Regions from separate parts of the Homo sapiens genome. Here region 2 is linked to region 1. A link is a contact called in ENCODE Hi-C data. All regions are on one chromosome and are shown on one strand. Each heading gives the region's core, a stretch centred on a gene start or an enhancer-like site at or near the end of the contact. The rest is flanking DNA. Distances are from core to core; before and after follow the strand shown.

Region 1 (2,742 bases), core at 165-2,664:
ACCAACTCCATCTTCCTAAATTATTCAATAAATTTTTAAAGATAGAGAACAGCTAGAAATGGCTTTAAAATTAAAGGGCCAAATCCTCTAATTTTACAAATAAGGAATCCAAGGAGAAAAGATTTAGAGGAAGAGCTGGAAGTTCTATATGCCAATCACTGTGTTTAGCTACGGGTATACAAGGAGGTTAAGATATTTTCCGTCCTCGAGGTGGTCACGGACTAGCGATTTGGTTTCCACACTACAGTGGGCCTTGAAGTTCAGGTCCTCACCATCCTCTATCTACCCCCGGTTGCAAAGATATTTCAAAATATACTTCTACATAATGAATATGTTGTTTAATTTAGATTTTTATATTAAGTCATCTTTACCCTGGAAAATGCGCCTCTGCTAACACACAAACTTTGTGAAATCTTCCCAAGCTCCATCCAATCCCCGGCAGAGTGAGGTTCCTCTTGTCTCTGAAGCAAGTTCTTGCAATATCTACTATCACATAACTTTGTGGTTTGTCTCCTCATGAGTCTACTGGAGTCAGACCAGAGGCCAGGGCACTTGTACCCTGTATATCAAAGTATGTGAATGGATGTTGAAAACACAAAGCAAAAGAATTTGAGTATATCAAGCAACACAGAGTCAGTTAACTACATAGCTTAGCCTAACCTTTATGATAGAGTTTTTAAAGTCCCCTGGACCAGTCAAAATGTCCCCAGTCGATATAATCTACATTGGCCCTATCTTACTAATTTACTTCTTTTCCCACTTGTCTGCCCTAGATTATTCTCATATTTATGCTAAAAATGCACAAGCTACCAGAGCAACATCCAATTTCCCCACAAACGCTAACAAAAGGTTTACTTCATTTGCTACCAAAATAAAGTATTTGAATTAAGGTACCAAGAGTGATGTACACTTCTTACAGAAATTGTGTGTACTACCACGATAACCATACAGATCACTGCGAAATTTCAACCACAAGCAAAGTGCAATTAATATTACTAAGTTTTCCACCAACAATCAGCAAACTTAATTCCTTCCACAACAACAAAAAAATTGTACAAGCCCATTCAATGATTACTCTATAAAGCCAGAGAGAGAAGCACAAGGTTAGCTTACTCCAAAGTCAGTAAGACTGTATGTATATAAACATATAAAGTCTTCACATCTACCCTCTCAAAGACCCTTTTGGTTTGCTGATTCTCAAAAATTGGGAAGTACTGCAAAAATCATCTGGCAACCAGAAGTGAATGCAACACTCCAGATGAATTGTGAAAAGTACCGAATTTTTGCCTTTATTCAGACGCCTGTGCTCCTTTTTTCCAACCATCTGCTTCTATAAATTCATCACAATTCTAATACGGTGTGCGCCCCTCCTCCTTCCCTTACCCTGACCCTAACCTTCCAACCGTTGATTCCTGCAGCAATCTTCCCTAAGGGAGACACCCCGGCTGTAGGCTCACTTCCTCTCCCAAGTCCCATTCCTTTCACAAGAGTCAAATCCCTACAGTGGATTCCTGGACCGTTTTTTCTAAAAGAAGATCCCAGTCCTCTGGCTTGCCCCTCCCGTCGTGACTCCCAGTAAGTCCTCCTCTGAAACCCCCTAATCCAGTCCACGTACTTACAGCGCCTTCCGCTAACACAAACGTAGCCGCTTCCACGCCCCCTTTCCCCGCCAAAGCTGCATCCCCGCCTCTTCCCCTTAAGACCCAAGAATTAAACCACTGTAAACCCATCTTGTAACCTTTAGTCTGCTTTAGTCTCCTCAGTTCCTCCTCAGAGAATCCTGCCCAACCTTGCGCCATCGGCCCGGGCCACCGGCACCCCCAAAAGTGCCCAAATCTCGCAGCCGCGACTGCCAACACTGCTGCCCAGCTCATCCGGGTTTTTCCCCGGCCGCGGCCAATCAGTGCATCGGGCTCCAAACACAAGGCCCTCTCTCCCCGGCCTCAGGGTCCGGCTTCCTTCCAGGCTGCCTTCAGCAGTGCCTGACAAACTGCCTAAGGAAACCTTGCCACGCAGACATTCGTTTCCTCTGGCTTACCTCTACTCTCTCTCTCTCTCATTGTTTCTCACTGTTGCTGGTTAATCGCTTCAGGAGCTAAGGGGGGAAATGGCGATGGGGATAAGGGTGGAGATAAACAGGTATTTGGGAAGGAGCAACAAGTCGGTGGCGGAAACGGGAGATCTAAGTGCCTTTGGGGTCCTGTACCTGTGGGGCGGGAGCGGTGCTCTCTGTGGCTCTTAGTGTGCCCTAAAATCCTTGTGTTTTGCTGGGAGTGTGCACAGCGCTGGAGGCCTCCTTCAGATTAACTCAGGAAATGATCAGATTTAGGATTTTGATGATGAAGAAACATTTAAAAGGGGTGGGGTATAATTGATGAAAAGGGAACAGGCATAACCAGGTCTCTCGCAGGCCGGAGCGGCTCTCAGATTTCTTTTGCTTTGGGTTGTTTCCTTTGTGAATAATTATAATATGTAACTTTCCTCTTAAGGGATTTCTTTTTCTTTTTTTCTTACTTTTTTTTTTTTTTTTTTTTGAGACATAGTTTCGCTCTTGTTGCACAAGCTGGAGTGCAATAGCACGATCTCGGCTCACTGCAACCTCCGCCTCCCGGGTTCAAGCGATTCTCCCGCCTCAGCCTCCCGAGTAGCTGGGATTACAGGCGCCGGCCACCACACCCGGCTAATTTTCTGTATTTTTAGTAGACACGGGGTTTCACCATGTTAGCCAGGCTGGTCTCGAAC
Region 2 (2,700 bases), core at 166-2,665, 8.5 Mb before region 1:
CACTGAGATCTCTAACCAGATTTTTAGAAATCAACGCCAGTGAAATTTTTGCAAGAATTTACAACGCAAAAAACATAGGCGTGGCTAATAAATGGCAATAGTAATTTGTACCAGATTATAGATTTATAAAGTCCTACAGTTTAAAGGCTAAAGGCTAAAAAAAACCCCACATTCCTACTTCCCTTCCAAGTGAGAAATCAAACCTCCAGAGGGAAGCTGGCTGGGTGGGGAAGATGCTGATATCTGGCACTAGACCCAAGTCGCAATAGCAAGCAACTCTCATTTTCCCAAATTAGAAACTCCTTATCCATCCCAATGATGGTATGGTCTTTAAAAGGACTAATAATTCCATTAAGACTAACCAAGCCCTGTTACCCCTACTTTCCCTCCAATCCATCCTTCTACCCCTTCTCTTCTTATCCGGAGACTGGCAGGTTAACAGAAGTCAGATTAGAATGAATCTCTTATCAGAACCCACAATCAAGGACGCAGCTCGACAACTATTCACATTCATCATTAAGGGAAACGTATCGGTCCGCTCTTAATCGCGGGGCCGTCACACCCGGAAATGAAATCTCAAGCGCAGCCCACTGAGGGCTAACACAGCATTCGTTAAGTTGTGCCCTTCTGCGAGCGCCCGGCGCAGGACCCCAGGAGACCGCGGGCCCCGGGCACGGTTGCCCCGCCTTCCGCCTCCGGCCTGCAGGTCACTCGCGCTTCCCGGCCACGAGGCGGGCCCAGCAAAGACCCCGCGAGGGCGCGCTCCCTGGGCTGCCTCAACGGGCGCTCCGGGGAACACAAGAGAGGCACCGGGGCCAATCGCCTCTGGGGACCGCGCAAGGGGACGAGAGACGGTCACTAGAAGGACCTCTGGCAGCCTGAGGCGGCCCCAGGTGGGCCCGCGCCTCAGGTGGGCCAGGGACGTGGCGGCCGAGGCCGCGTCCCTTCAGCCGCGACCGCACACAGGGACACGCGGCCCGAGCGGGTCTCCCAGGAAGCCTCGGGCCCTCGCCCGGGACCCGCCCGCAGCCACTCGGGGACGGCTCAGGGCACCCGGTGCCCGGCCCCTCAGGGAGGCGCCCCGCCCCCAGGCGGCCCCAGCCCGGCGCGCGCTACGTACCGTGCCCCGCCCGCGTGCCGGTCCGCATTTTCCCGCCCGCCGCGCCGGGGGCGGGGGTCGCGCGCCCTCCCCCGCCCCCGCGCCACTCACCTGTCGGGCCCTAGGCTCGCTCCATGGCCGCCCGCGCGGTGCGGTGCGGCGCGGCCCCGGCCGCCCCCGCCGCCTCCGGGGAGGGGCAGCCCCACGCCGCGCTCACCGCCCCCAGCCGCCGCCGCCGCCACAGCGGCTCCGGCCCACCCCCGGCCCGGCCATTCCCAGGCCACCTCTCGCCGCGCAGAGCGGCAGTCCCACACCCACCCCCCCGCCTCCGAGGCCCCCGGCTGTTGGTACCGTCCTAGCGTAGCGCCTGCCCGACGGCCAATCCCAGCGCTCGCTCGGCGCGGCCCCGCCCCCGCCCAGTAGGCGGCCCCTACCGGACCCGCTCCGGACTGCCCCCCTTAACCTCTTCCATACCGGGCCCGTCCGCTTAACTCCCTCGGCGCCGGCGCCGGTCTCCTGCCGGCCGCGCCGCCCTGCCCGCTTACATAAACTGGCCTCTCACTTCTCACTTCCTTCGCTCTTTTTTCTTTTTCTGTATTTGTCCTCCATCCCCCACCCCGTCTTCTCTTTTTCTTTCCTGCTTTTCTTAGGTAGGTAGGCAGCCAAGCAGCAGGACTGGAGAGTTGCGGTCCCCTAGGTCGAGTTCTGTTTGTGAGAAGCATTTTCCCTCCTCCTGTTGCCTTTTTAATTTGCCTTGACTTCTGCTCGGAACTTCTGCCTATCTAAATGTATCCCCCGCTTCTTTTGCCCAGAAAAAGGCTAGCCTTTCCACACTGAGTGCAAATGGCTCTTCATTCGGACCAGAGCGGAGCGTCCTGCTACATACTTTCAGGAGCATCTCACAAAATTATGATTCATTTACTGTAATATTAGTTGTTTTACATCTGTTTTTTGCTAAGGACCGTAAGCCCCATGAGGGCAGGTCAGTCGCTCCTGGGTCGCCAATGCCCGACCGTAGTGCACCCAGTGGGCGCGGATAAATCGTGTGAATGAAAGATTCTGCCTTCCCTTTGTTTGCTTTCAGCTGACTTATACAGAGCCGCCACTGTGTCCATCCATTTATTCACCATATACTAAAGCGCAAACTTAGTGTGCCTGACCCTGAAATATAATGCAGGTTACTCCATGGAATAAGATGCGTGATGGGGAAAGACTGAGCTGACACTTTTTCTTCAGGCCACATAGTTCATTTAATCAGTAAGGCGTACTGAACAGAATTCTTTCTTACTGGCTGTATGATACTGGATGTGCCAGTTAACTTTGCTGAGCATCAGTTTCCTTAACTGGAAAATGGGAGTTAATAACTTCACAGGGTTGTTGTAAGGATTAAGTTAGGAAATGTATGGGGAAAGTACTCTAAGATTATTGTGTATGATTAGGTGTTATTCGTCTGTATATTTGCTGAGCATTTACTATCAGGAGATCCTAGAGAAATAATTGGGCTTGACACTTGCTCCGGACAATGTAGTTAGGGAGGCAGCATTAATCACTGCAGGAGACGTACAGTCAAATGCAGAAGGCATTGTATTAGCTTTTTGCTG

The links. Hi-C counts contacts between places; a loop is a spot of excess contacts on that map. Pooled maps may share reads with other maps.
Region 2: a map of CD8-positive, alpha-beta T cell shows a loop between it and region 1 (7-fold over the local background). The contact joins the promoter of FAM20B here to the promoter of GORAB-AS1 in region 1. A Hi-C loop is called at or near these places in 2 of 168 maps with a recorded cell type or tissue (CD8-positive, alpha-beta T cell and naive thymus-derived CD4-positive, alpha-beta T cell) and 5 of 50 pooled maps.

Annotation. Positions count from the first base shown.
Region 1 is chr1:170,531,281-170,534,022 of GRCh38, reverse strand. It overlaps GORAB-AS1 (GORAB antisense RNA 1), which reads left to right and starts at 1,414. Exons shown (of 3, transcript NR_125958.1): 1 at 1,414-1,575. It overlaps GORAB (golgin, RAB6 interacting), which reads right to left and starts at 1,857. Exons shown (of 5, transcript NM_152281.3): 1 at 1,739-1,857. The coding sequence starts at 1,799.
Region 2 is chr1:179,024,609-179,027,308 of GRCh38, reverse strand. It overlaps FAM20B (FAM20B glycosaminoglycan xylosylkinase), which reads right to left and starts at 1,415. Exons shown (of 8, transcript NM_014864.4): 1 at 1,211-1,415. RefSeq lists silencers at 629-1,368, 1,409-1,598.